4 separate regions of the Mus musculus genome follow, and all the other regions are linked to region 1. Evidence: chromatin contacts called from ENCODE Hi-C or POLR2A ChIA-PET data. All regions are on one chromosome and are shown on one strand. Each heading gives the region's core, a stretch centred on a gene start or an enhancer-like site at or near the end of the contact. The rest is flanking DNA. Distances are from core to core; before and after follow the strand shown. Region 1 holds the start of H2ax (H2A.X variant histone). Region 2 holds the start of Rnf26 (ring finger protein 26). Region 3 overlaps Cbl (Casitas B-lineage lymphoma). Region 4 holds the start of Bcl9l (B cell CLL/lymphoma 9-like).

Region 1 (7,434 bases), core at 2,109-4,608:
TGAGCACAAGCACTCGTCTGGTGTGTGTGTGTGTTTGTGTTTATGAACAGGGTATTAAATCTGAGGTCTTAATGCTAAGCAAGCACTTTAGATTTTAGCTGTATCCCCAGACTTTTTTTTTTTTTTTTTTTTGAGAATAGGGTTTTAGTAAGTTGCCCAGGCTGGCCTTGAACTTACGGTGTTGTCAGGCTGGCCTAGAAATACAGGCATGTGCTATTAGATCCCACCCTTCACCCCACCATCTGCACACCCTCGTGCTGGGGATCAAATCCATGACCTTGTACTCGCTAGGTGACTGCTTGCCCGGTGAGCTACAGAGCAGCCTGGTGCTGGTGTGGAATCCCTGCCTATCCTGCAGGAGTTGGGAACAAATGCTGTGTAGCCCCTAGGAGTAGATGAGTTGGGGGCCGTGGGGCCTATAGAGTTTCTGGAACAGCCTTTCTTTTAGAACTCAGGGTCAAGGCTGGCCTGTTACTCAGAGCGAGTGACTGAAAGAAAGAGTCAGTAACAACTCTTGCCATTGGCTGAAATCCTCTCTCCCACACAGGTACCCGTCCCGCGTGTTTGTGGGAGACACCTTCTGTTACTTTGCGGGCATGACTTTTGCCGTGGTGGGGATCTTGGGACACTTCAGCAAGACCATGCTGCTCTTCTTTATGCCACAAGTATTCAATTTCCTCTACTCACTGCCTCAGCTCTTCCATATCATCCCCTGCCCTCGACACCGGATGCCCAGGTAACCACTCTGGGGCTTTCAAGGGTCATAATAGTTTCTGACTTGGGATAGCTAAAGCCAACTTGCATTTCCTATGTAAAAAAAACATGAGGGGAAAGATGAGCCGACTGTATGTGGGTAGCCCATTGTAATTTACGAAGCTCGTTTACTTACATAGTATGTAATGCTTACAACAGCCCTGATCACGGAGCCAGAAACCAACTCCAGTACATAAGTACTCAGTACTCTTTTTTTTTTTTTTTTTTTTTTTTTTTTGGTTTTTCAAGACAGGGTTTCTCCTTATAGCCCTGGCTGTCCTGGAACTCACTTTGTAGACCAGGCTGGCCTTGAACTCAGAAATCCGCCTGCCTCTGCCTCCTGAGTGCTGGGATCAAAGGTGTGCGCCATCACGCCCGGCCTCAGTACTCTTCTTAGTAACCAGGGTGCAGAGGTCTCTGATTCAGTCAAATGAAATTATCTTCCCATTGCAGACTCAACGCAAAGACAGGCAAACTGGAAATGAGCTATTCCAAGTTCAAGACCAAGAACCTCTCTTTCCTGGGCACCTTTATTTTAAAGGTAACAAGGTAACAGGAGGTAAGGCCCGAGGCCGCCATCCTTAACTTGGGAAAAGAGAAACCTAGGCCTTTTCAGGCCCAAGGGGAGTTTGGGAACATCAAGAAGATCCCTATTCGTGAAGTAGATCTGCATAACTGAAGTCATCTTCACCTCTGGTCCCTGCAGGTAGCAGAGAACCTCCGGTTAGTGACAGTTCACCAAGGTGAGAGTGAGGACGGTGCCTTCACTGAGTGTAACAACATGACCCTCATCAACTTGCTACTTAAAGTCTTTGGGCCTATACATGAGAGAAACCTCACCCTGCTCCTGCTGCTCCTGCAGGTACAGCTCAGGGTGGGGCTTAGTAATGCCATGGCGTTTACATCTCTGGTTGGCCTTGCTTCTAATTCCAGTCCACTTCTCCCAGGTCCTAAGCAGCGCCGCCACCTTCTCCATTCGTTACCAACTCGTCCGACTCTTCTATGATGTCTGAGCTCCCTGACAGCTGCCCTTTACCTCACAGTCTCCATTGGACCTCAGCCAGGACCAGCCTCTGTCTGGTCCGAGATGACCCTCTGGTCCAGGCCTCGCTGACACTTTTGTTCTCAGCTTCTGCCATCTGTGACTACTGATATCCTGGATGGACACCTTGCTGGACTTGAAGTCCGCTAGTTGGACTTTGCCTAGGGCTTTCATCTTGCCTTGCCCTCCCTTTCTGTCCCATCTGCAGCCTCACCAGGTGGGCTTGTAGCCTCTATTATGCAAATATTCGTAGCTCAGCTTTCAGAGCGCTAACTCTAAAGGAATTCACCTGAGCCTTGAGAGAGAACCTGGGCTAGGGCTAGAGTTAGGGCTACATACTCCAAGGTGACCTCACATTTGACTATCAAATGAAGTGTTGTGATTGGGAAGCGTAGAGGCAGGGCCATGTGCTCAGAACGGTGACAATAAAGGACTGCCTTTTACTTGTTCCTCTAGTGTAGCATCCCCTCCCTCTGTCCTTTTTAACCTTCGTGGTGCTTCAGGAGTGAACACCGGGGCTTCCTTATACTTAACTGCTCTACCACTGAACTATATGCCAAGTCTGGTATATTTATTTTTTATATAGGCATTTTAGGATAGATTGGAAGGGTTAGACCGGGTACCTTTCCCAATAGGATACCGATCTCTGTTCCATCAGACCCTTTCTTGCAAAAAAGGCCTGTCACAAACTAAGACCAGACAGAACATGTTGAATAAATATCGCAGCACAAACTTGTGATAGCATAAAAGATCACAGTGCTCCATTTTCTGGCATAGGATTAAACTCCTAGGAGGTTTCATTTCGTTTCTTTTAAACCCTCCCTCCCTTTAATCTGCACTAGGGAGGCAGAGGCAGGCTGATCTCTGAGTTCCAGGACAGGCAGGGCTACTCAGAGAAACCCTGTCTCAAACAAACAAAAGCCAGATGGTGGTGGCGCACGCCTTTAATCCTCAGGCTTGGGAGGCAGAGGCAGGCGGATCTCTGAATTCAAGGCCAGCCTGGTCTACAGAGTGAGTTCCAGGACAGCCAGGGCTACACAGAGAAACCCTGTCTCGAAAAACAAACAAACAAACCTAAAAATAATAATGAACAAATAAACCCTCCGTCTACCAGATTAGAGGAGGGAGTGGGAAGTGCTCTAACCTGGAAGGAGAACGCTGCTTATAGTGTAGACCCTTTTCCTTTAAGACCAAAGACCGACTCAAATTTCCCAGAAACTGTAGAGGTAGCTCCAAGCTCCACCCTTCTAGTCTTCAGGTTTTGTTGTCGCGCCGTAGCGTTTAAATTTCGCGCGCTCTACACGGATTGGCCATTTCCAGGGGTGAGCAGCCTCCGGCTTGCGGCCACTCCGCCTTGTCTTCTTCCCCGGGTAAAAGGTTTTCAAATTGGACCAATCACTGGGCGCGTTCTCTCAGCTAAGGCGCGTCACCGAAGGGTTAATTGCAACCAACCAGAGGTGGGTATTAAAAAAGGAACCAATCAGGAGGAAGCGGGGGCGTGTCCAGGGAGTTTATAAGGCCGGGCTTGGCCGGCCAGGCGACCGTTGACTGCGGCGGTTGGTAGTTCGTGGTCTCTCAGCGTTGTTCGCAGCTCTTCTACCTCGTACACTATGTCCGGACGCGGCAAGACCGGCGGCAAGGCCCGCGCCAAGGCCAAGTCGCGCTCTTCACGCGCCGGCCTTCAGTTCCCTGTAGGCCGCGTACACCGGCTGCTGCGGAAAGGCCACTACGCCGAGCGCGTGGGCGCAGGCGCGCCGGTGTACCTGGCAGCGGTGCTCGAGTACCTCACTGCCGAGATCCTGGAGCTGGCGGGCAACGCGGCCCGCGACAACAAGAAGACGCGCATCATCCCGCGCCACCTGCAGCTGGCCATCCGCAACGACGAGGAGCTCAACAAGCTGCTGGGCGGCGTGACCATCGCGCAGGGCGGCGTCCTGCCCAACATCCAGGCCGTGCTGCTGCCCAAGAAGAGCAGCGCCACCGTGGGGCCCAAGGCGCCGGCGGTCGGCAAGAAGGCCTCGCAGGCCTCTCAGGAGTACTGAGGGGGCCCGCGCCGAGGCCGCCCAGCCCTCCCCACACCTCCACAAAGGCCCTTTTAAGGGCCACCACCTCCCTCACAGAAAGAGCTGAGCCACTTCGGGCTGCGGCGGCTTGCCGCGTCCCCATCCTTTCTCTTTCCCTCCTCTCCCCTCCCCGCCCTCGCGCCACTCTTCCCCTTACCCCGCACGGCCTCCGGTTCTGCCACGGAGGACGCGGGCGCCGCGGCACCTGCCCATCCCGGAGCTCGTGACATCGCTTCGCCGTTCTCGGTTGTGGACGACGGCTCCGTGCGGAGAGGCTGCGGCGCCTTCCCGGAGTCTCGGCCCCTCGCTCAGACGTCCGGCCGCGGTGGGCTTGAAGGTTAGTCCCTCCGCAGCTACAGCCCCGGCGTCTTTGCTTCAGCTTGGTGCTTAGCCCTCGCCTGGACCTTTGAAAAGTGACTTGATTGCCGGGCTTAGAGGAGGAGAAATGGATCACATTGTTTCCTTCGGTGTCACCGTTGCTGGCCTCATACCAGTTGACCCTGTCGCCATTCGTAGGCCAGTGTGGTGTGGCGGGGCCAAAAATGGTTGTAATGTGAACCCAGTTTCTCTAGGAATACCTCCCGGCAAGGGTCAGAGAGACGCTTACCGGCCTGTGGACAAGAGTTCTATACCTGCCGCAGGCGACTGGCAGCCGGGCCTAGCCATCCATCCCCTCTTCCCCAGCGACTCAACTACAACCCAAACACCTAGATACCAGCACAAGCCGGTGAATCCCTGTCTGGACTGAGCCTCTGGCTTCTGAACTGGAACTTTTGCAGCTATTACAAGTTTAGAACCTTAAGTGGGGAGATTTAATGGGCTAATTTTATTAAAGGATCGTTTGGTTTTGTTTTTTTAAAAAAGTGGTTTAATGTTGAATGCTGTAGTCCCAGGGCTGGACATATAGCTCCGTGGTAGAGCCATGTGCCTGGCACATCTTGGGAGAGAATGGGACTTCCCTTTCTGCAGGCCGTGGGAGTGGGAAAGGCTATGTAATCCACGAAGATCCCGTTGACTGAAGACAGGCTGTAGGAATTGAAGGCTGATTTTTTTTTTTTTTTTTTTTTTTTTTTTTTTTTGAGAACATGAGGCAAATCACAGCGTGTTTTACAACAGAAAGGTCTCAGACTCAATTCAAGTTTAAAAGGGCTTTGGGTTTATTCATATCTTCCCCAACTCTATCAGAAGAACCACATTCTAAACTGGTTTATTAGTGGTATTGGTTACATTCAAAGATTGGCATGGACTTTCTCTAAAGAGATGAAGCCCCCAACTACTGAGGGAAAGGCAGATATGGAGGCCCCAAGGTGAGGCATATCTTCCAAAGTGGAAGTCTCAACAACCCCGTGGTTCAATTTCCTGGGATAATCACATCCCTAGGGATGGAGCACAGGGCACTTGGAAGCCAGAAGTAGGCAGTGGAGTGGCAGCCAGGGTTCCTGTGCCCTACAGACCAGTTAGCGCACATCATTAAGCTGCCGTGCAACATCCAGGATGTTCTTGGCTCCTTTGTTGAGCAGCAAGCTGGCCAGGCTGATGCCCAGGTTCTCAGCAGCTAGCTGGGCTCCTCTTGGAATGTTACGGGCAGTGATTCCAACCAGTTGTGGGTCATCTTCTGGACCATCTTCTTGCTGGATGACAGGTTACAATTTTGGTAAGAGGAAGATTACAAGCAGTTCTATTTATTCCTTCCTCATCTCCCAGTCAATACCTGAACAGGGACCTGGATGGTGGCCTGCATAGTCTCTTGCATGCTATCTGAGCCATCTAGACTCCAGACTCCACCAGTCAGGTACAGCTAGGAAATAAAATGTTTGTACCAGGATATTTAAAGAAAGTTACTTAGATGTTTCGGTGCACATGGAAATGACAGTCCCTCCCCTCATCCATTTCCCTGGCTTACTTGCCCATCTTTCATCACTGTATGCACTGCTACGGGCACGCTGCAGCCTCCTTCCTGCAATGATATGTTCCTTTGAGCTCTAAGGGCCTTTAACACCACTTTTGACCACAGACCTCAAGGGGCCAGATCAAGGTCCTCTCCATACATACAAAACATTACATACTGAGTACTTGACAAATCTCTCTCCCTACTGCCCTTCCTGGTTTCCCCACAACACCATGGGAGGAGCCCATCTTACCAGGTGCCTCAGAAAAGCCCTTTCAGCAATGCAGCGAAGCAGAGTTTCAGGATCGTGCAACACACTCACTAGGTCCAAGATATCCTGGTCCTTGGCTCGGACTTCCACGGCTAGGGCTCCCTAAAGAACAACAGGCCTGATCTTCTCTAGTAATAGAGCTAAGCATGAGAAACACACCTCTACCTGCTTCCCTGGGTCTTATGCATAACAACCAAACCTGTCCCTCTCTAAACATCTTATTTGATGGATAGCAGGTGCCAAAGGTTATGAACCAGGTTCTCTCCAGGCAAACCTACCTGACCCACAGCATACATGCATTCTTCTGGGTGCAAAATCTGTGGAGAGAGACAAGATGGTGGGATAGGGGATGTTCAAAGGCAGTGAGCTAGGGTTTGCCAATCTAGGAAGCCTGGGGAAGGCACAGGTAGGAAGTCCAGCAATGAGTCCCAATATCCCTAGCCTGGGCTTCTGGTTGTAGTGTTGTTGGCAGAATGGTCAGGAAGAAATCAAGGCAGGAGAGAGGCAGATTCAATGGGAAGCAGAACAGGGCAGCTCCTACCTGGCCCACCCGGTTCTGCCAGCCCATGCGCTGTAGGCCAGCCACAGCCAGGACGATGGCACTGAATTCCTGCAGCTCATCCAGCTTCCGGAGGCGGGTGTTGAGGTTTCCCCGCTGTGGAGCGTTGCTAAGGAGAAGTCAAGACCTACCCAGTGCACCCTCTGCCCCACAGTCTCTTTTCCCCCCTCTAGCTAACTTTTAAAAAACTTTTGTTTTTGTTGAGTGGTGGTGTATACACCTTTAAATCCCAGCACTGGAGGCAGATACAGATCTCCATGAATTCAAGGCTAAATCTGGTCTACAGAGAGAGTTCCAGGACAGGCTGGGCTATACAGAAAAAGCCTGTCTAGAAAAATGGTAGAAATGAAAAAAAAAAAAAAAAAAAAGCTGGGCAGTGGTGACACATGCCCTTAAGCCCACAATTTGGGAGGCAGAGGTAGCCGGATTTCTGAGTTGGAGGCTAGGCTGGTCTATAAAGTGAGTTCCAGGACAGCCAGGGATATACAGAGAAACCCTGTCTCGAAAAACTAACTAACTAAATAAATAAATAATAAAATAAAAAGACTTCTTTGGAGTCGGGCGTGGTTAGAGCACGCCTTTAATCCCAGCACTCGGGAGGCAGAGGCAGATAGATTTCTGAGTTCAAGGCCAGCCTGGTCTACAAAGTGAGTTCCAGGACAGCCAGGGCTATACAGAGAAACCCTGTCTCGAAAAACCAAAACAAACAAAAAACAAAACAAAAAAAGACTTCTTTGGATAGGATCTCATAGTGTAGTCGTGGCTGTACTGGAACTTGCTCTGTAAGTTTTATTTTAGTTTTATGTGCATGGGTGTTTTGCATGCCTGTCTCCAAAGGCCAGAAGAGGGCATCAGTTC
Region 2 (7,434 bases), core at 2,511-5,010, 220 kb before region 1:
CCAGAGCTGCCACATACATGTGAACCCCTGCCTGGCCAGGGCTTAACTTCTGGTTTAGGGGCTATGGCCACTCAGAAAAAGGGACACATTTTTCTAATTCAGAGAAGCCAAACCAAGTGGAAGCAGCCAATGTCTGGTCTGACAAAGACCCAGGACCTTTCAATCATGGCTGCCCTGGCTGCATGCCAGGGAGTGATAAAGATACCCACTTTCTTAGATAACTAGAAAGCTATCGCTGCCACCCGACCAGAGATGAGTAGTTCCTGAGATGACCACAAGGGGGTGTCCGAGCTCCAGACTACACCGATTTAAGGGCTGGGCTTCCAAGGTGGTTAGGGGAATGGATATTAAGGTCTGCAGAAAGAATTCCAGATGGGAGTAAAAGAAAAGGAGGTCCTTGGCCCCACCCCGGCTCAGGAAGTTTATCTTCTCTAATAAAATGTTTATCCTCCACATTAAACAGAGACTGCAAGGAGCCAGGCTTCAACCCCCTGGTGGGGAGGCAAGCCCTGCCACGGGTCTCCAAGCTGAGGTGGAGAATTTGTCTCCACTGTGCTGGGCACAGCTTGGGTAGGCCAAACCATAAAGTATGAGGCTGACCACAGGCCCCCTGAGGGCTCACCACTTGTGACACTCAGTTTAACAGACTTAGACTAACGATAACACACCCAGGTTTGCCAATTCCAGTTGCTCAACTTCTCAATGCAAAGGAGAGGGACCTCCTTGAGGGCCCGGCATCATCTCCCTCATCCAGAAAACAGCCGCAGAGCCTGTGCATCTACATGTCACATTAAATTATGGGGGTGATCCCCTAATTTCCTGCTGGCAGTGGGAGGGGAACTGTATCTGGGGGGGGGGGGGTCGTCTAGGCTTCCTGTGTCTTCCAGATAGGCCCATAGGCTCTAGTTCACACCTGCAGCAAAAGGTCCTACGCTCCAGCTCATCACAGTACCAGGCCCTGTATCAAGACACAAAATAAGACGCAGGGCATGGGGCATAGTGGCACACGTCTTTACTCCCAGCACTTGGGAGTTCAAGGCCAGCTTGGTGAATCCCAGGACAGTCAGGGATACACACAGAAACCCTGTCTCAAAAAAAAACAAAAACACAGACAAGTACCAGCCCCTCCAGGAATGGGAGGGCCGACTGGCCTCCAGGCAGCAGATTCTGCTCTGTCCACGGGGAAAGGTTAGCACAGTAGGAACACAGGAAGAACAGGGACAAGTTCACATTCTGCTCATAAGAGTTTATAACGCAGTACAGAGAAGGCGACTCAGAACCACTGACTGCAAGGCAGGTCAGAAGGGCAGGCACTAAGCAGCCATGCTTGCTGTGGGCTTTCCTCTTGGCACCGCCAGTCGCACAATCGCCTCATCCCCACCCCTGAAGCTCGCCATCCAGTTGCTCGCTTCTTATTCTAACTACTCTCAAAAGACCTGGAGACAACACCAGCTGACCGGCTGCTGGAGGACCACTCCCAAGGACCACACTTAGAGCTGTCAAGAGAACTTTATTCATAGAAACTGGGCAGTCCGACCGACTAAATGGAGCTATGACCCCTGAGGCCCAGCCCCTCGTTTGGACCCAAGTGAAAAGTGCGGGATGCCCTCTCCACTGCCGGAGAGAGCCCAGGAGGAATGCTATGTTCTATGCCATGTAGGGAATGAGTAGACATCTGGTTGTTCCTTCCGAGGCTCCCCATGGAGCTGGGGTGCCTGAAGGTGAATGGTCCCAAAGCCAGGTGTAGCTGCACCCCTGTACTCAGGGATAAACTCCTGACTCCAGGTCCTGGTCAAGTTGGGAGTCTTTAAAAGACAGTGACAGGCAGAAGGGCATCTGCAAGTTTCTACTCCCAGACCTACCAGGGCAGAGGCTCTGGCTGAACATAAAGGTTCAAGATCCAAACCAAGAAAAAACAAAAAAGAGAAAAAGAATCAAGATCACTCTAAGGCCCATGAGTTTCCAAAATCCTCAAACAACACTGATGTGGCGTGGCGTGGCGTGGCCTGGGGGAAAGGACCAAAAACTCCAACAAAAGAGCCAGAAGCAGAGAAGGACAGCCCTAGAGGCAGGCATCTGGGTGGGCCCTGGCAGGCGCAGCACAAGAGCCCACCACAGAGTCTCAGGGCCCTTGCATAGTGACATACTCACCACCCTCAGCATCTCAGGGCCCCACACAGGATTTAGAGAAAGTGTTACTCTGTCCCACCCAGACTGGAGTCTTCCAGAGTATTCCAAGCTACACGTCCTGGATATATGGCTTGAGGCTTGGCAGAGTCGCCGCCTTCGGGGGCAAAGAAGACTCAGGCCAGAACCCAGAGGCAAAGTGTTGATGCTGTCCCGGTGTGTGGAGCGCAGAGGATGAGCAGGCAGGGAGGGAGTCCTCAGAGGTAGACATTGAGGGTTTGCAGGATGCTGCGGCGGCAGAGCGGGCAGTTGCGATGGTAAACAGGGTGGCGCATGAGGATCTCAGTGCAAGCCTGGCACAGGCACAGGTGCCGGCAGGGCAGAAGCAGCACCGTTTTGCTCTGGTCCTGGCAGATAACACACTTCTTCCGCTCTTCTTGCTCCTTCAACAGCTTCCATGGGTCCTGCCCAGCGGCAGGCTCGTCCTCGTTGAGTTGCTCTCGGCCTCTAGCTGGTGCAGTTCTGATGACCTCCTCTTCTGCTTCAGGAGGAGTGTCCTGTGGCTGGATCCTGGCTGAGAACACCCTCCTGGGGCCACCTTGGGGGGCTCCTGGTGCTCCTCCCCGATTTGGCCAGCTGGCCAGTTGTAGGCTGCGGCTCCAGACTCTGCGCCAAGCCTCCAGACCTAGTGGAAGGCGAGTCAGCCGTACGATATCCTCCCAAAGCCGGTGGTAAGATGGGCGGGCATGAAGCTGACTGAGAGCTTGAGTGGCCAGCCTCAGGGTTTGTTCTGGGTGCAACACAATCAAAATCACTGCCAGCACGCAAGCCAGCAACACCAATCCAGTGAGATGGAAAACCACACAGCTGGCCAGCAGGCGGGCGGCTGAGGCCAACAGCTCCAGTGCTAGCTGGCAGGGGGTCCACAGGAGAATGGCCATAGCCACTGCACTGCTGGAGATGTGAGCGAGGAAAGCAGCCACCACGTCTGTCATCCTCCAAAGAGGCCCCGTTACAGCATCCCACAGGGCCAGCACCAGGGAGAAGAAGTTCTGAGTGCTGATGAGGCAGATGTTGACTAGACTGTTGATCACATAGGCCACCAGGCTCATGGCAATAGCACATATGTCACAGGCCTGGCGCAGCAAAGCATGGCCATTGGAGACCATGTTCAGGATGCCCCGATTCAGGAATTCCCGGCTCCTCAGAGCTCCGTGGGAGGCCAAGTGCCCCAGTAGCTTTAAGCTCTCCAAGCCAGAGTAGCAGCTATAGAGGAGCGTCCCCAAGGCCTGCAGTCCCCCGAAGGTAAATCGGACCACAGCTTCAACTAAGGCCAGCAAAGAAAGCAGGAATCCTCGACCCAAGTGCAGAAGACTGGTAAGTACCGTGTGTGGCAGATTGTAGATGAAGGCCAAAAGCCAGGCCAGGGTAGCCAGGAGGGAGGACACGAGCAGGAAGTTGAGATCCAACATCAAGGTCAGCAAGTCCAGCACCAGGCCCACCCCATTCACCACCAGGTAGACAGCCTCCATGATAGGGCTGCGAAGTTCAGGACAAAAGGAAGGCTGGCTCCTCAGGGAAGGCGGTGTCAAGGTTGCCACTATTGTGGCGAGATCGGAGTGAATTTGGAAGGGATGCGAACGTCTAACCAAGGAAGAAGCAAGGGCTACAGAAGTGGGCTTCAGGGAAGACTTTTACAGAAGGGAACGGCGTCCCGGCTTGGAAGGCGGAATGTTCGGGAGCGAAGAGGTGAAACATCTCTAAAGTGACAGCGAGCCTGGACCGGAGGAAGCACCTCAGCGTTAGGAGCCTGGAGCGGTAAACACGACAGGGCCACGGGTCAGACCGGGAGGAGACCCGCAAGGATGGGACGGAGTCGGGAAGGGCCGGGTCGGGGCCGGGTGGGGGCGGCGCAGGCTGGGCGCGGGCTCGCGGTCCAGCCACGCAAGTGCCCCTGTCCCCGCCCGGCCCCTGTCCTCCCGCTCGCGGCGAGTGGCACCCAAAGGGAGAGCGGGACGGAAAGTCAGCCTCGGCAAATCCCGAGCGCGGCCTCGACTCCACTGGGCGCCGCCATCTTGTTTGCGAAGGGACGTGGCAAGCAGGGGGCGGGACTATAGCCTGTGGCCAATCAGTGAGGGGCAATGGGCAGAAATGTCGACAAACCATTGGTGGTTTTGAATGGCGCCCAAAGACAGTTTCCAATGAGAGGGGTGGAAATGTGTTTATAAAGCGCCCCCTCCTCTTTGAAGTGGTGATAGGTCCGTTAGCATGTCGGTATAATTTTCCCTCCCTGTCCCGCTCCGCCCCTTAAAGAGCCAGAGCCACACTTTAATGAGGCTGCCTTTAAGTGTTGTGGCCCCAACTCCACCTGCTCCCGATCCTGCGTGCATTCTTGGAGCTCTGGGCTAGGCTCTGAGATAGTACCTCCTCCGCGTACGCTGGGACCCCCGCCTCATCTCATTCATTCATTCATTCATTATTTATTTATTTATTTATTTATTTATTTTTGGGTTTTCGAGACAGGGTTTCTCTGTGTAGCCCTAGCTGGCCTGGAACTCACTCTGTAGACCAGGCTGGCCTCGAACTCAGAAATCCGCCTGCCTCTGCCTCCCAAAGGCATGCACCACCATGTCCGGCTCATCATTTATTTTTTATCATTTATTAAGCACTTAACATGCCTTGGAAATACAACCCTTTTTAAGATTATCGTCTTATCTCAAGCTATTCACAAAGTGAAAAAGATTGTTAAAGGAGATCTGTTGTCATTGAGAAAAGGAGCCACAGAATGAAGGAGCTCTGCTTTCTACCTTGACCCCTATCAACATGTAGGCCATCTGTAACCCATACATCAAGAGCTCCAGTGTTTTCTACTTACCCGGAGGTCTCTCGGGTGACTATCATACTTGTTAGCCTTAATTGTCAACTTGGCACAGCCTGGAATCATGTGAGAGAAACCTCAATTTAAGGGATTGCCCAGGTGGGTTTGGTCTGTAAATTTGTCTGTGAAGGATTCTTTTGTTAATTGACAGAGGAGGACCCAGCCAACTCTGGGTAGCAACATTACCTAGGCAGAGGGGTCCTGGACTGTGTAAGAAGAAAGCTTGTGGAGAGTGACCCAGGAACTGTACCAGCTAGCTAGCTAGCCTCAGCCTCCATGGTTGGCAAAGGTAATGTGTAACTCCAGGCGCCTGCCATGACTTTCTGCCCCAGCCTCCCTCAGACATGTACTGTGACCTGAAGGTAAGATAGACAAACCTTTTCCTCCCCGCAGTTGCTCTTGGTCAAAGTGTTTTATCACAGCAACAGAAAGTAAACAGGACACTTATCCTTCCCCTGGTCACCTCTGTTTGTTTTTTTAATTTCCCACTTGTTTGGAATTCAGATTCTCTGTTGCCAACTCTGAACAGTGAGTAAGCCCTTCATTTCCTTCAAGCATCGCCCATGAAAGACGCGAGTGCTTGCCTCGAATTGAATGAAGTACACCCTCAGCACTACACATCGAGGCTTCGTAGGGGCACTTGGGAGGCAGAGGCAGGCGGATTTCTGAGTTCAAGGCCAGCTTGGACTAAAAAGTGAGTTCCAGGACAGCCAGGACTATACAGAGAAACCCTGTCTCCGGGGTGTGGGGTAAGTGTGTGTGGGGGTGGGGGTGGGGAATAAGTAAATAAATAAAGCCCAGCCAGTTAGCAGTATACCTTAGTCAGTACCTAGGAGGTAGAGGCAGGCAGAGCTGGTCAAGTTCCAGGACCAGCACTACATAGAGACTCTGTCTCAAAAAAAAAAAAAGAAAGAAAGAAAGAAAAGAACCAGAGAAATGGCTGAGCAGGTTGTCAGGTCCCAAATAGCAGAGCTGTTGACACTATCTTAGACAGATTCTGGCTAGGTAAGCAGAAGGGTTGTTACCAGGTAAACAAGCCTAAAGATTACGGTTTATTAGAAAAGCAGATCTCTTAAAGCAGTTTCTGTTCACCAGGAAGTTCTCTTAACCTTCCCCCAAAGGTCAAACCCTCTGCCAAGGGCACCTAGTTCCATTTCAATCTTGACAGCTTGTATCAGCTCAGACCCCCACATCCACCTCACCGTCACATAAAATCTGCTTTTCAGCCACGTCACCCCTCTCCCTGCTTGTCCCTCCAGCCCCCAAACACACCAAGAGATGGTCTTCACAGTCTGATTCCAAATAAATCTTTCTTTCTGCCCACGGAGCAATCTAGTTCAGTAGTTTCTCTGTGCCATGGCTTATACGGGTAAAAAGTCTGGTGGCCTGCACCCAATTCCCAGCAGACGGGAGAGAACCGCTTCCACAGATACATGCAAGTGCGCACGCGTGTGCTAACCTGAGTGCACACACGTTAGAGACCCAGGAGGGTGGCAGGTGTCTTCTATCACTTCCCACCTTATTTTGACTCTGTTCTCTGGCCAGTGGGTTCCTGATGCTGGAGAGTCAAACTCCTGTCTTCTTACTGCACACACAGGAAGTGCCTAGACCATCTCTGAAGGCCTCACGTGTGGGTTTGGTTTGGTTTTGTTTTTTTTGTTTTTTTTTTTTTTTGTGAACCTGTGTCTTCAGCCTGCAGCTAGTCAGGTGTGGATCCTGAAGCAATTTAAATTTCCTTCACCAAGTTTGTAGAGCTGGGACTGCCAGCATTACCCACAGCTGGAACCCAGTTCCCTACACCCACAATCACACCTGCATTGGTTACAATTAAACAGCTAGCCAGGATCTGCAACATGGCTCGCCTGTAAAAGGGGCCTGCTGCTGCCTAACCTAATGACCTTAATCCCAGGGACCCACATAGCTTTCTATGGGAGCATGGGAGCACACACACCCCCCATAGATAAATAACTGTAACTTAGAAACCAGTGACAAACCAAAGCAGCCAGTTTTCCACAGTCGGAAGAGGGGCTGAAGAGATGACTCAGCAGTTAAGAGCACTGGCTACTGTTCCAGAGAGGTCCTGAGTTCAATTCCCAGCAACTACATGGTGGCTCACAACACATCTATAATGTGGTCTGATGCCCTCTTCTGGCATGCAAGTGTATATGCAGATAGAGCTCTCATTCACGTTAGATACCTGGATGGATGGATGGATGGATGGATAGATAGATAGATAGATAGATAGATAGATAGATAGATAGATAAAAAATTTAAGCCGAGCGTGGTGGCACACGCCTTTAATCCCAGCACTTGGGAGGCAGAGACAGGCGGATTTCTGAGTTCGAGGCCAGCCTGGCCTACAAAATGAGTTCCAGGACAGCCAAGACTATACAGAGAAACCCTGTCTCGAAAAACCAAAAAAAAAAAAA
Region 3 (7,434 bases), core at 3,537-6,036, 160 kb before region 1:
AATATTAGCATATATCACAAAAGCCCAAGGCTTGAAAAAAACCTGCTAAACCAGAATAAAACTAGGTTGAAGGCAACCAAGGTCTGCTGTCATTGGAACATCTAATTACTCTCACATTGACTACTTAAATAAGCAGCTGAATATGTCCTGATCCTTGCATAGTTTTTAATTCTAATTTGGCTTTAGAACTAAGTTATCTGGAAAAAGAGGTAAAGTATATTTGTAGTAATAACTAGAACAACAAAGAAAGTTAATCTCATACCTAGAGAACCCCTCAAATGAGCAAAGCTGCTTCAACCTCAAGGACAAAGCAAGGTGGCATGTTAATACATTCCTAAAATGTCACCTGCAGAAGAACCATGCACTAGAAGCCACTAACAAAGAGGTAGTGAAGTCCTCCAGTTCCTAGATTCTGAGAGAAAACAGAAAGCAGCAATACTCACAAGCCTTCCCTGAAGCCATCAATCAGTGCTTGGAAGAGCGGTTTATTGTGTGGGATTGTCTGCAGAATGTTCCCATCGGCAGTAACATACCCAATAGCCCACTGACCCAAACGAGTACAGCTCAGCCGAAAGATGTAACTGAGAACAGAGATGACCAGAAGTTTCAATATATATGCTGGTATTCAATAGAAGGCAGGATAGAGACAAAATCAAAAAGACCATTAAGAATAGCTCCTATAGGGGGAAAGGATGAATACAAATGAAAACAATGTATAAAAATGTAATAATCAAAGTCCTTTCTCTGTTGCTAACTTGAAAAGAACTGAAACTGACTTTTCAAGGGCCTGGTGCATAGCTTAGGGAGAGTGAGGACTTAGTATGCTACAGGCATGGCTTCAATCTCCAATTAAAAGAAAATCAACTTCTCTAATGATCTCAGAGCAGAAACAAAAGACATTTAACCTCATTGTTCTAATTTTAGACATAGGGTTCTGTGATATATTTCAGGGTGGTCTCAAACCATCTTCCTGTTTCAGCCTTCCAAGCTCCTACACACTGGGACTCCCAAGGACCAGCATAAACCCCATTCCAGATTGGCTTAAAAACATTTACTAAATCACAGGATTTGATTAAGTCAAGTCCTCGGACAGATCAATCCTATCCCTAAATCTGGGCTCCTGGGGAACCAACATGATCACGTTCCTTCAACTCCTAAGAGCGTCATGAAAGCCAGCAGGAGACCTGCAAGCTCACTGACCTGCCAGGTTTGTGGATGAACTTCTGCAGGCGCGCTTTCACTTCATCGTATGTCAGGAAAGCCATGTAACCAGGGTGAGTTACAGCAAGGCTGTTCCAATTTCTGAGCAAAGAGGACCAGGGCTAGAGAAAGAAAACATTCATCACAGACCATTCAGTGTACACATACACTCAGCCTCAGAACAATGAATAACAAAAAGAAAAAAGCCCTCAACTCTCAATTACGAATTCAGGTTTGTTCCAAATTCTCTATTGTCATCCTATGGGAAGACAAATCTATTTGGGAGAGTAGAAACATTGAGAGCTAAGAATACAAACTGCCTTTATAGGGAGAAGATGACACACACAAAAATTTACTCAGCAATTCTAACCAGTATTAAAGTCAAATAATAATAAAACCCAGAAAAACAGAATAGGGTCTATATATGCAATTATTAAGTCCTTAATGAATGAATGTTTATTCAAGCTGACACACATACATTGAAATACCAATGCATTTTAGGGTTAACAATCTAGAATGCAACAGGGAGCCAAGTATGGTGGTACATATTGCAATCCCAACACTCTGGAGGTAGAAACAGATGGGTCAGAAGTTCAAGGCTAACCTTGGATATATAACAAACTTGAGTCTACTCTGGGCTACATACGATTTTGTCCCCCTCTCCAAGCCCCCAAAAAAGAGAGAAAGAGTTGAACAACAGAAAAACAAGTTGGACACACACATCAAAGGAATAAAAGGATAGGCTTTGAGCCCAGCACCTTTCCAACTCTTGGGAATGCCTTCCTTATCTTTCTTTTCTTCTTAATCTTCTTAAAAAGTATCTCTCAAACTTATTGGATGACATTTGTATTTGCATATGGGTTTTATCCAGGAGAACATGGGCACAGGGTCTCTTCTCAACACAGAGCACCTTCTCAAGGATTTTGGTTCTCAAAAAAAGGATCACTACATAAATTTAAATAGCCAAGGTAGGGATGATTCTCTTAATTGGCATGAAACTTTTGCTCCTCTATATTTTCTTTTTTTTTCCTTTTTTGTTTACTCTTCTCTCATATATTACTTCCCAACTACAGTCTCTATTCCCTCCTCTCCCCTTCCCTTGTTTTTAATAGACTCTCTATTTCTGCCACCACTTGCCTACCCCAAAGGGATAAACTATATCCCTTTCTGTCAGTTCTATGACATTAAAATAATGTGAGAGGATATTCAAGAACAACCAAAAAGACACAAGACAAAAGATTATATAGCCATTTAAAATTTTGTTTTGTTTGAGATGTCTGACTGTGTGTACACGCATGCACACACATATCTGGCTAGGCTTGGAACTTACCTTGTGGTTCAGGCTAGTCATGACCTTTTATTCTCTTACCTCAGCTTCCCCTGGTCTGCTATTACAGGAAACGTGCTATCATGTCTAGTGAGTTTTGAGATATTATGTGTGTGTGTGTGTGTGTGTGTGTGTGTGTAATTTATTTTATGTCTAGGAATATTTTGCCTGCAAGTATGTATGAGTAGTACATGTACGCAGGATGCCCACAGCTGAGAACAGGGCCATTGTCTCACCTAGAACTAGAGTTACAGTCACTATGGGAACTGAACCAGGGTCCTCTGAAAGAGCAGCAGGTGCTGTCAGCTTGCCTCTAACTCACTCTATAGCCTAGGCTGGCCTTGAACTCAGCAATCGTCCTGCCTCAACTCCCTAAGTGGTAGGATTATAATTGCAAGCCACCATATTCAACTTTTATCTTTTTTTAAAAAGAGCTTTCTCCTTAGAAAAATAGCAGGTTAGTCAATGACTTTAGAATCATACCTGAAACAGCCGTGTAAAAATATCAAATTCAAAGACAGAAATATAATCATTGCAGGTCAGATCAATAGTGGACTTCAGAGCCATGGCCTCCAGCCCAGAACTGATGGGATGCACTTCATGCAGGGCCTGTCGAAAGCTCTTCCACGGGACTATCGTCCTGGGAGGGATGGGTGAAAAGGCACGGTGAGAACAGGCAACTGCAGACACTACCATCATCAAATGACACCAAGCAAGACACATTAGGCTCCCAATATTAACAGCAATTCTCTCACAGAAGCCAAGTTATATTTAGACTAAGAACAGAAAGAAGGAAGTAAAGGATGTCTGCTGACTTCCTAATGAGTAACAGAGATGGTTTTCTACAGTTTCCTGGCCAAAACTATCACATATTGATCCCTTTTTCATCTTCCTACAGCATTTGTTCCACCCTAGAAGTACAGGAGAAAGATGAGGTCATGCCTTGTTTTATCAGTTTTACCATCGAGACCCTGGTCAGCCTTAACTTTCCATCCTCCTTCTCAGCTTCACCATGCTGAGAGGAGAGGTGCAGACCACTACACTAAATTTTCCTCAGGAGAAGAAGTCCCTCTACGTAGGCTTGGCTAGCCTAGAAGTCAGAAAGATCCACCTGTCCCTCCCTCCCAAGTGCTAGAACTAAGGTGCGCCATCCTACCTGGCTTTATCTGAGCTTTGAAAATCACACCAGTTCTTATTTTGCGTAATAGACTTTTAATTTTATTTTTGTAGTGTTGGGAACTGAACCAGGGCCTTATGTATGTCAGACCAGCAGTATAATCTTTATAATTTTAGCCAGACATTAGTGTTTTGGAGGGCAAAAAAGCTGACCAGGAACTTTTGTGTTGCTGCCTGGCCTCAAACAGATTTCCAAGTGCTGGAGTTATAGGTGTGAACTACCATGCCTTGCTCAGCATTAACATTTTTTTATTAGTACTATTTTTCCCCCTGCTAAAGACTGAACTTTGGGCATGGATTCTAGGCAAGTGCTGTGCAGAACAAATCTCTGAGTTCCAGGCCAGCCTGGTCTACAGAGCAAGTTCCAGGCCAGCCCGTAACCTCACACAGAGAAACCCTGTCTTGTAAAGCACCAAAAAGGAAGAATATAAACTCATACAAAGCAATTATGCAATACTCAGTGGGAGGGGCAGGTAAAACTCCACAATTTACCAATAATATTCTTAGCTATATAACTAAGGAGAGATTCTAGCTTACAAAAATAATTATGACCCTGCTCACTGTTTGCAACAGTAAATAATTTATAGGGCGAAAGAGTTGGCTCAGTGGTAATATCAGGTACTACTCTCCCATAAGACACAAGTTCAAGTCACAGAACCCACATCTAGCAACTCACGACCAACCACTTGTAACTCTAGCTCCAAGAGATCTGACACCCTTCCTGGCCTCTGCAGACACTGCATTCACAGGTATAAACACAGACATATACAAAGAGTAAAAAAATTTTAAGCCCATAATTTGAAATGTAAATGCTCATTAACAGGATAGACAGGGAGAGAAAAGGAAGAATATTCAATCAAAGAACACGGACTATCTAAACTGAAGTTGTATTTGTTTAAAGACTGGAGAAAGCAGGACATCCAGACGCCTGCCCACCACGTGGGGTCCACAGCTGGAGCCACTACAATGTGCAATTATGGTGTGGAAAGATGGGAGAGAAAGAGAAGCAGAAGCGCTAGAGCACTAAAAATAGAGGCCGTATTGGAGATAAGGGGTAGGGGAGGACGTGGGGTGGAAGGGTCAGGGGTGGAGAGGAACAGCCTGATGTGAGTAGCCTGCCCTGCCACCTGAGGCCATGGTGAAGTGCCAGCACATACTGATGCTGAGAGCCATGTCTGGGTCTGTGGCCATGCAGCAGCAAGGGTCTGTGTCAATGTCCATGGCTCATATTACCACCAAAAGCATGCAGCTATTCCTACTTTGGGCTGTTGCCTGGGACCTCATTGATGTCCAAGGGCTATGCAGAGCTAGCCAAACCTCTCACTAGCTGTAGTACCATGTCTGGGTAGCACAGTAGAGCTGGCCTTGGTGGAGGGGGTGAGGCTGAGTCAGCCCTGAGGGGAGTGGAAAAGCTGGCTCTGCCTCTCCTCTTTTGAGCATACAGAGTAATGAAGGCCAGATTCCCCTACCTGCAGCTTTTCAGCAGTCAACAGCAGGAGGTCACGAGAGTGAATGAGACAGCTGGCCCTGTAACACTCAGGAGAGGGGGCCCTGCACCTCACCTGGGCAGCACAGGAGCTGGCCCTGATAGCAAAAGCACCAACCATGAGCTTGACTGGGCTCCCACCCCCATCCCTCAACTGCAGCACTCTGAAGAGTAGACTCGGTACCTTGTCTGGGTAGCACAGTAGAGATGGCCATAATGTCGTGGGGGTGGGTAAGCTGGCCCTACCCCTTGTCAGCTGTAGCACTAAGGGAGATAGCTAGCCCTAGTGGTGTGCATGTGTGCAGGGAAGCTGAAGGCCTGATCAGCTCAGCTACCACCCATGCTCAGGGCTTTGAGATGGCTCACCCCAACATCCACCCCATCTATGACCTGCTGGAGCACATGAGGGCACCCATTCCTGTCTATCCAGAGCTACAGGATCTCCGTAGCACAGGGCAGCACTAGGATGGACGAGAGGAGCAGTGTTAAGGATCCAGTGTTAATACTGGAGCAGAGGCCAGGAGCCTTGAACCAGACCAATGAACACTTGCAAGGAACCAAAGAATATACTGTGTGACACACTGTGACACACACAATGAGATTTTTTTTCTTTTGGAGGGGGAGGTAAGGAGGAAACAAAGAAGCTGGACAATGAGTGGGACTGGGATGCATGCTGTGAAATTCACAAAGAATCAATGAAGAGGTTAAAATAAAAAGACCGGAGAAAGCTGGGTATGGTGACACACATCTTTGATCCCAGCACTCGGAGGCAGAGGCAGGCGGATTTCTGAGTTCGAGACCAGCCTGGTCTACAGAATGAGTTCCAGGACAGCCAGGGCTACACAGAGAAACACTATCTCAAAGAGATGGGAGAAACAAGTGTCCCTAGCAAATCTAGGAAGTCAACGCTGCACAGCTTCCCCAAATCCTGTCCACGGTCTGTTTTGTTTCCAAGGTTTGCTTGAGAAAGGGTCTCTCTGTATAGCCTGGTTGTCCTGGAGCTCACTCTGCAGCCTGCCTCTGCCTCCTGAGTGCTGGGATTAAAGGTACACGCCACCACCATCTGGCAGTCATATTTTTATTTATTTATTTTTTGAGAGGGGGTCTCACGTTGCTAAGGCTAGTTAATTCTCAGTACAGGGACCACGGTCACGCACCATCGTCCCTGGCCTTTTTTTTTTTTTTTTTTTTTTGTTAGCTGGGTGTGGTGGTGCATGCCTTTAATCCTAGCACTCTGGAGCAGAGTCAGATTTCTGTAAATTTGAGGCCAGTCTGGTCTACAAAATGAGTTGAGAAAGCCTGAGCTGTTACATAGAGAAACCCTGTCTTGAATAACAGCAACAACAAATAATAATAATAAATAATAATAATTAAAAATTCATTGTTACTGGTGATGGTGGTGTGTATTTATATGTGAGTGCAGACTGCAAGTGCCAAGGTGCACACGTAGATTTCAGAGTCAGCTCTATGGAGTCAGTTCTCTCCTTCCGTCTTTACATGGGCTGGGGATCAGACACAGCTGTGGGGCTTATGTGGCAAATGCTTGACCTCCTGAGCCATCTTGCTAACCCACTGTGTTTTTGCTTTAAAAAAAAAAATTTATTTATTTAATGTATGTGAGTGCACTGTAGCTGTACAGATGGTTGTGAGCCTTCATGTGGTTGTTGGGAATTTAATTTTTTAGGATGTCTGCTCGCTCCGGTCAACCCTGCTCACTCCAGCGGCCCCACTCCCTCTGGTCAACTCCACTCGCTCAGTCCCTGCTTACTTCGGCCCAAAGATTTATTTATTAATATACACAAGTACACTGTAGCTGACTTCAGATTCACCAGAAGAGGGCACCAGATCTCATTACGGGTGGTTGTGAGCTACCATGTGGTTGCTGGGATTTGAACTCAGGACCTTTGGAAGGGCAGTCAGTGTTCTTACCTGCTGAGCCATCTTACCAGCCCCCCACTGTGTTTTAAATAGTTCATAATTTAAAATTCTAAACAAGTATCTCCTAATATGAGTTTTAGCTTCTCATAGTTAAGGTTCATCACTTAGAGACTTACTTTTCACCAAAAGCTTTTCTCCAAAATTCGGCAGCATCAGCTTTAGTAATCCGGAAAGTGTCTCCTTGGAAGAGTCCGCTCGGAAAGATGCCTTTCAGTTCTGCCAGCATGTGGCTGAAGATCAGGGATAATTTGGTCAGGTTTCGCCTACAAATGAGCAAAGTACAATAATTAAAATGTAAAATTACTGA
Region 4 (7,434 bases), core at 2,526-5,025, 160 kb after region 1:
GGGCATCAGTCTTTTGGGGGCACCCTACTGCCAGGGCATGATTACTTCCTGAGGTCTGGACTCACTGGTAATGGCTGAAAGAGCCAAAAGAAGTGAGGTGAACTTAGGCCTGTCCTGGCAAGGCCATTTGTCCCCACAGGCTCCAGAGGGACAGTGGTCCAGCAAGAGTAGAACTAATCTCCCACAGGCATTCTGTTTAAAGATCCTGCATTGCAAAGGTCTAGGATCAGCAGACTTGACGGTCCTGCAGGGTTAGGATTGTATGACCTTACCCTGGGGCTATAGGTGGGGCAGGCTGGAAACTCCCAGGTGAAGCCTCCTAAGCAAAACTGGTTTATTTGCATGGACTCCTGGGAGGGGAGTTGTAGCTAGGAAGGGGGGCAGGACCCCACCCCACCCCCAAGCCTGGAAGTCCCCACCTAGAGGGTCCCCACTAAAATAACACCTTGGGTCCTCTCTTTGAGCTAGGTTCTGAATCCCCAACCTCCTAGCTGAGTCACCACCTCAGGGAAACTTATCTGAGTGCTACAAGGAAGCTTCTGAGATCCAGGGGACACCAGGAGAAAGGGGACTTGGGACATTGTCTTGGGAACTGAATCTCCCTCGGCCCAGAACCTGCTCCCTATGAATCCCACATTTTTTTTCTCTAGATGTCTCTGCTCACTGCACGTGAGGGACATGGCCCACCCAAGCATTTCTCACTGTTCCCGGGGTTTCCCTGGCCTCGCAGACATAGTGCATAGGTTCTCCGATGAAGTATTTATTTTACTGATGACATCATTGGCCTTGAAGTGAAATGTATTTTGGTTGTTGTCGTCACCATAGTTGTTGCATGTGTACATCTGCGTGTGTGTGTGTGTGTGTGTGTGTGTGTGTGTGATAGCATCTCACTACACAGACCTAGATGGCCCGGAATCTGGTATGTAGCCTGGGATAGCCTACAAATGAGAAAGCCAGCCTCATTTTACCTCCGGAGTTGATCGGGTTGAAGGTGTAAGCCACCACAAGCATAAATAAGAATTTATTTTGTACAAAGAATCTTCTGGAACGCACTGTGTAGCTTGGGCTGATCTTGAATCCACAGACATCTTCCTGCCTCAGCTTCCTGAGCGCTGAGACTCTAGGGCTGAGCCACAGTTCCTGGCTTCCCCCGAGACGGTTGGGAGACTAGTGGGATGTCTGGGCTGGTCAAGCAGGCTCGCAGCCTGGAGACGGGCAGATTGCATGGGTATGTGGATGCTTGCCCAACTGGGGAACAGTTGTGTTGAACAGGGCTGACACAAAACACCCGAAGGCTCTGGCCATGGCCTTCCTTGTCTCCCCCCTCCTCCTGGGATTGCTCTCCCTAACCCTTCACCTGGGGCCTACCCTTATTTTAACACAGTGGAGGCCAGTGACCCCGCTTCAGGCTTTTTGTTTCAGAAGCTCAACAAGCATCCCAAAGCTGGCCTGGGTCCTATCTCAGCCGCCCAAGGGCTGGGATCATAGACCTCTGCCCACCAGGCCTGGGTCTGGCTTCTTTGTCTCAGCGGCAGCTTTGCCCCAGGCACAAGCTCCTGGGTTTGCTTCTGGCCTTTCTTTCACTCAGGTGACTTGCACCTGCTCCCTGTTTGTGAGCTTATGTCACCCTTCGCCAGTGTGGCGTCCCCAAAGTCCAGCCTCCCCCGACACGCCACATCTCACACACACCACATCTCCAGGGGCTCCCGGTGCTAGGGAGGCAACTTGCTGGTTCAGTGCTAAAGCATTTCCCTGCCAACCATTGGCTTCTCAAGGCTACAGATTTCAGGTGTCATCTGGGACCGAGCAGAGAGGAAGAGGGGTCTCTGGGAGCTGGGGCCAAGTCCTGAAGGGCAGACAGAGAGATGCTGGATGGGAAAGCCCTGACTCATCTGTCCTTACCTCAGCTCGCCTTGCAGCTGGGTGGGAGCAGGAGGCGGAGTCCTAGGGGGCACTTTTCAGATTCGCTGGAACTACTGAAGAGGACCAGTTTCCTAACAGCCCCTCCCTGGATTGTTATAGTAGTGGCCCTCCCCCTCCCACCCGTAGCTTATTGGGGGAAGGTTTTGAAATCTTGCTAGGTAGTTTAAGCCATCCTGGAACTCACAGGTTGGGCTTAAATTTGTGATCTCCTGCCTTAGCCCCCCAAGGGCGAGGGTTACAGCAGTGAGTCACTATGCCAAGATTAGGGTTCCAGTTTTTGAGATCCCTCAACAGAAAGTTCTAGATAGCCCGTCCCCATCCCTCATAACAGGTGATAAGTTCTGGGGGCTCATGTGTGAAAAGCCCACTGACTTGATTTAGACTGAGATGAATAGTCAGGGGCCCAAAGTACCTGGAGTGGGGGTCCTGGGTCGCCCATGCTGTCATGTGACCCAAGAGCACACAGCTTTTCTGGAACCTCAGTTCCTCCTTGTGAGACTGGGGAGATAGCTTTGAGAATCAACCAGGGATGGAGGTGAGAACTTAAACAGCAGGTCCTCTATTGACCAAGGTGATTTCCCCAGGACTCCTCAGTGACTTCTGCCTTTCTGTTCTTTCCTGGTTGTGGTGTGTGTGTGTGTGTGTGTGTGTGTGTGTGTGTGTGTGTGCTGCAAACTAGGTCCTAGGACTTTGGGATCTTTTTCAGAGACAGAGTTGGAGTGGGGAAGCCCAGTGTTCTATAGGGGTTAGACGGCTGCAAAGTACCTGGGAGGTTTCCCCCTTGCTTGGAGGTTCCAGCCCGGCTTCCAGCAGCTGAGCCGGGAGCTGGAGTGTACACGGGTGTGTCTAGCTGGACCTGTCGCGGGAAGAGCCTCTAGGGCTCAAGACTCCTCCCCTTCCCTCCCCCACCTTCTACCGGGATCTCTGCTGGGGGCGGGGAAAGGGGACAGAGCAGGGGGCGGTTGCTTGAGGTGTCTGTGTTTGTGTAAGTCAGCTTGTTGGTGTCTCTGTGGCCCTCTGTGTATTCTTTGTGACTGTCGGGCTCAACTTTCTATGGCTCCCTTGTGTCTGGGTCTCAGTCTTCACATCTGTTCAATGAGTCCACCGGCTATCCCTCTGCTGGGTGGCCGGGGTATCTGTGTGCCCCAGGCTGCCCGGCGACTCCGGCTGGTTCGCGCTGCCCAGTCCCTCGGGCACACCTCCGTCGGCTGGCCGTGAGCGTCTCTAGTTTCCTGGGCTCCGTGCGTGTCTTTGTCTCCCTGTCCACGTGTGAGATGTAAGTGTGCGTGTGAGTCACAGAGAGGTGCTTGTGGGTCTCTTAAGTCCCAGCTCTGTGCGCCCAGTCTGCCCAACCGGCTAGCGCCCTTTTAGTCCCTGGAGGACTTGTCCATGTGTCTGTCTGCGCGCCCTCCAGTGGACCCGGGAGATCCACGCTGCAGTCCTGTCCGCTTCCCTCAACCTCGCTCGCTGCCTCGCTGGCTCTCTTGCTCCAAGCTCGCTCTGTCTCTACACTCGGGCTTTGCCGAAGGGGGCGGGGTAGGGGGGGTGCAAGGGAGGGGGGAGGGGAGGCTCCTGCATTCTTGCGGTCGGGGAGGAATCTGAGCCAGCGTTACTGGTCTCCAAAAGAGCCCAGCTGCAGCCTCGGGGCCCCGCCAGGCCTCTCGCTGCCCGCCCGGGCCTGCCGGGATGGGCACGGGCTAGGCCTGGAGCTGGGGGCGGGGCAGGGCAGTGCGCCCACCCCGGCCCCTGGGAGGCTGCAGCGCCCGGGGACAGGGCGCAGTGCTGGGGCGGGGCGTGAGGGATTCCCGAATCCTGGGCGAGGGGCGTGTCTCGGAGCGGGAGTCCCCCAGTGGGCCAGAGCAGACCTCGCAGCCGCCCCACGCGTCACTTTTGCGACCAAGCCTATTAGTGAATTCTGACTCTACAGCCCTTGGAGGGGGGTGCCTAGGGTGGGGGGCTTGCACGATACTGCAAGCTCCCCGTGGACAAGGTGTGGAAGGGATGGGGACTGGACTGGTCTTTAGGATTGAGAAGTCCTCTCTCTCCAATCCTATCCTACCCTATCCAGTTCCTTAGTCCCGGGGCGTTGGGTTCTCCCTTTCCCTCCCCTTCACACACCCCCTCCCTAAGTCACAAGTTTTCTCTTTGGGGCTTGTTGCTGCAGTCCCTGCTCCAGTACCGAGTACCTGGCTGGGCCCTGGGCACGCACAGGGGTCGTAGCCCCACTGTGTGTGGGAGCCATGAGGATCCTGGCTAACAAGACAAGGTGTGTGGGTGTCACGGAGGGTGGGATATATGTGTGTATGGAGAGTGGGGAAGGGAAGGGCCCATGATGATGGGGCCAAGCTGTTTGGAGAGGAGCCCTTCGGGCACCTGGTTTCCTGGCCACCAGTGGGTTGAAGGGAAGTAGCATGGTAAAGTCTGGCCCCAGGCAGGAGCTGGCAGCCAGCCTTAGCGCCTGGGCCCAGGGGGCAGAGGAGACTGGCAGCTAGCTTTGCCTGCTTCTGGTCCCTTCTTCCCTTCTAAAACCGTTAGAACAGACCCTCATCCTACCCTAGTGTTGGGGGTGTGATGGCGCCCTCCAGCCTCAGTCTAGTCGGGGGTAGGAGCTGGAGTGGGGGTGGTGCCTGCCTCCCTCCTCCCCAGGAGAAGCGGGCAGACAGGGCCAGGCGGCGGCAGCAGGACAGCAGAGCTGAAATAAATCTGAGCTGGTGTGGAATGAGGGGGGATAAATATCCTCTCCCGTGATGTGATCTTTCCAGCGGCTATTAATAGGTCTCCGGGGAGGGGGAGGCGGTGGGGGGAGCGGGCTGGAGCTTAAAGGGCCCGCAGCCTAGGCTGCAGGAATCCATGGCTTCAAGCTGTACTCTTGTCTGCTTGACATGCCCCCCCCCCCAATCCCTGCCTGCTGACAGGGCCTACTGGCCCACCCTCTTCAGGCCTTCCCCACTTAGGCTCTGGGGAGTCTTCTGGACCTGTGGGTACCACTCTCGGTTATGCTTTCCCTAGTACCCTAGGGAATAGGGCTCGGGCTTGAGCAGTGACTCACAGGTCCTGTGGCCCTTCTCAGCTAGTTGTCAGGGCACAGCGTAGTTGAGGTCTGGGGCCTTGGAAAGGAGTCTTAAACCCTAGAAGGTGCGAAGAATCCATCAGATGCTAGGGAGAAAGGGCTTTAGTGGAAGCGCTGGATCCTGGGGCTGAAGGTAGATAGATTCTGCCAAGTCAAAGCCCAGGGTTTCCATTTGAGTTGAGCCTAGAAGATAAGGAACACTGTTCCATCGCCACTCCCCCAGGTGGACAGAGCTCTGCTCTTATCTGAGGAACTGCACAGAGGTAGGGAATAGCAGGTGGTCTCCAGATAGCACCTCACCACCCCCTGCATTGTTAGGAGAGAGCTAAAGTCCAGGCATGCCTGATGCCTTGCAGGATTAATCTTTCCTGTTTCTCCTCCCTTTCCCCAGGTTACCCCACCCCAGGAGGAGAGAGGCTCCAGGGAGTCCACCGCTGTCCCCTCGGGGCCACTGCCCCCCTGCCCCAGCCAAGCCAATGCACCCAGAAAATAAACTGACCAATCATGGCAAGACAGGGAATGGAGGGGCCCAATCCCAGCACCAGAATGTGAACCAAGGACCCACCTGCAACCTGGGCTCCAAGGGCGTGGGGGCGGGGAGCCATGGGGCCAAGGCCAACCAGATCTCACCTAGCAACTCAAGTCTGAAGAACCCCCAGGCAGGAGTGTCTCCTTTCAGCTCACTCAAGGGCAAGGTGAAGCGCGAGAGGAGTGTGTCTGTGGACTCTGGAGAGCAGCGGGAAGCTGGGACTCCATCCCTCGATTCAGAGGCCAAAGGTACTGTATACTGTATTCCCTCACCTCTAGACTTCAACATCATCTACAGCCCCGAGTGAGCGAGACCCAAACTGCTCAGAGACCAGCCCTTACTCGAGTCTCATCCTTGTGTTGCCACCCAACATGTATTGTTTGTAGTAACTTTCTCTTACGTCTACCCATCAGTCAACCAGTTCATTCCAGAGCGGGGCTGGCTAGAGTGGCACTCAGAGAAGGGCCTGACAGCAGAGTGATAATACTCCTGTAGCCCCCACATTGAAGAGGGAGGTGTCTGGGGTGAAGATCCACCCCCTACCCACATCATCCCTAAAGCTTCCTGATGTCCTGGCTGGTGGGAGCCTTTTGGGAACAGGCACTGGGGCCTGGAAGAGTCACAGTGGCTCCTCCCTGCCCCCCCCCCCCCAGCCCTAATTAGAACCAGTTGTGGTTGGGACTATGCTGTGCTGGGTGGGGGGGGAGGGGAGACAGGCAGCCAGGGTTAGAAAAAGAAATCAGAAACAAATGGTGGTGTGGTGGGGACCAAGGACTGGCAAAGTGCCCACCGTGGTCTGGGCAGTGCCCTTTCGGGTGGGGCACTCTGGAGAATGGTCTGGGAGGGCCTCTGCATGTGGAAGGACTAGGCCACATTGCCATACTTTCTTACTCTGCCTGCCTGTATCCTGCCTGGGCAGAGGTGGCACCCCGGAGTAAACGGAGGTGTGTGCTGGAGCGGAAGCAGCCGTACAGTGGGGACGAATGGTGCTCTGGGCCAGACAGCGAGGAGGACGACAAGCCCATTGCGGCCGCCCACAGTGAGTGCCCATTGATGCTGTGCCTCATGGTGCCCTTCCCCTGGTATGTGTGTGTGTGTGTGTGTGTGTCCGTCCTGAGGGAGCTTACCTTGGGCTTTAGGGGATTGTTCAAGAAATGGCAAGGACTAGGAGCCCAGGCTCTTCTTCAGCCCTACTTTGGACTTTTTCCTTATCTATAGTGTGAGTGCTGCTCACACCCTCGCCACCCTCCCTCTCTCTTTCCCTTCCCCTCTCCCTCCCTCTGTCGAAGGTCTCTCAGGTAATCCCTTTTCCGGACAACTCACCTACACATCTAACAGATTTCATGGCCTATGCTGCCACCTACCGGTCAGTGGAGGATGGGCAGGAAGATGGGAATCTGTTAGCTTGGCTTTGCAAAGCCTTGCTAAGCCTAGGTGTGAACTGACCCTTAATTGTGTCCCTGGTTCCTTTCTCCAGTCTCTAAATGACACTCAGAAAATGCTCATGATGCATTTCTAGGATTCATAGCCATTTCTCTCATTCCAATCCATCCTTCTGTGCTTGAGGCCCGAGACATCCTTGGTGCTTCCAACCTAACTAAGCATGTGAGAAGCTAGCCAGAGCTTAAATTGTGTGCTGCTTACAGGCAGGAGTTAAGGAAAGGAGAAGAAAGATACATTTGCTACTGAGTTTAGTCCTCACAGCTGCCCATGAAGAAAGTGTAATGATGACTGTCACAGTGGAGGAAACAGTCAGCAAGAGGGAATGAGGAGACCCTACTGACCAGTGTCCTGTAAGAAGTCTCTACAACTGGCTGGGACTGCCAAGGCCCCATGTGACTAACTAGTGCTGTATGAGCTATGTTCAGTCTCAGTATGGATGCTTGAGTGGTAGAATCTGTCACTGCTTCCT

Evidence for each region. Hi-C counts contacts between places; a loop is a spot of excess contacts on that map. ChIA-PET counts read pairs that join two places held with the same protein, here RNA polymerase II (POLR2A).
Region 2: POLR2A ChIA-PET joins it to region 1 with 11 read pairs in embryonic stem cell. The contact joins the promoter of Rnf26 here to the promoter of H2ax in region 1. A Hi-C loop is called at or near these places in 1 of 37 maps with a recorded cell type or tissue (left cerebral cortex). POLR2A ChIA-PET finds 5 or more read pairs at or near these places in 3 of 5 experiments (Patski and embryonic stem cell).
Region 3: POLR2A ChIA-PET joins it to region 1 with 12 read pairs in embryonic stem cell. The contact joins the enhancer-like site here to the promoter of H2ax in region 1. POLR2A ChIA-PET finds 5 or more read pairs at or near these places in 3 of 5 experiments (Patski and embryonic stem cell).
Region 4: POLR2A ChIA-PET joins it to region 1 with 24 read pairs in embryonic stem cell. The contact joins the promoter of Bcl9l here to the promoter of H2ax in region 1. POLR2A ChIA-PET finds 5 or more read pairs at or near these places in 3 of 5 experiments (Patski and embryonic stem cell).

The regions. Positions count from the first base shown.
Region 1 is chr9:44,331,357-44,338,790 of GRCm38, forward strand. It overlaps H2ax (H2A.X variant histone), which reads left to right and starts at 3,359. Exons shown (of 1, transcript NM_010436.2): 1 at 3,359-4,721. The coding sequence starts at 3,406. The coding sequence ends at 3,837. It overlaps Dpagt1 (dolichyl-phosphate (UDP-N-acetylglucosamine) acetylglucosaminephosphotransferase 1 (GlcNAc-1-P transferase)), which reads left to right. Exons shown (of 9, transcript NM_007875.3): 6 at 548-736; 7 at 1,207-1,294; 8 at 1,460-1,615; 9 at 1,701-2,539. The coding sequence ends at 1,766. It overlaps Hmbs (hydroxymethylbilane synthase), which reads right to left. Exons shown (of 14, transcript NM_001110251.1): 9 at 6,559-6,672; 10 at 6,296-6,334; 11 at 6,000-6,119; 12 at 5,762-5,815; 13 at 5,570-5,656; 14 at 4,992-5,489. The coding sequence ends at 5,316.
Region 2 is chr9:44,109,291-44,116,724 of GRCm38, forward strand. Rnf26 (ring finger protein 26) reads right to left here and starts at 3,761. Exons shown (of 1, transcript NM_153762.3): 1 at 1,491-3,761. The coding sequence starts at 3,659. The coding sequence ends at 2,385.
Region 3 is chr9:44,166,010-44,173,443 of GRCm38, forward strand. It overlaps Cbl (Casitas B-lineage lymphoma), which reads right to left. Exons shown (of 16, transcript NM_007619.2): 3 at 7,244-7,390; 4 at 3,011-3,167; 5 at 1,201-1,322; 6 at 444-581. Among named protein-coding and RNA genes, the nearest start is that of Mcam, 35 kb to the left of the region's middle. Within about 2 kb of position 4,787, at least 1 of the 3 ENCODE cell types and tissues checked has a DNase peak (open chromatin) inside an H3K27ac peak, as active enhancers do.
Region 4 is chr9:44,495,361-44,502,794 of GRCm38, forward strand. It overlaps Bcl9l (B cell CLL/lymphoma 9-like), which reads left to right and starts at 3,776. Exons shown (of 9, transcript NM_030256.3): 1 at 3,776-3,913; 2 at 4,088-4,189; 3 at 5,385-5,770; 4 at 6,442-6,561. The coding sequence starts at 4,164.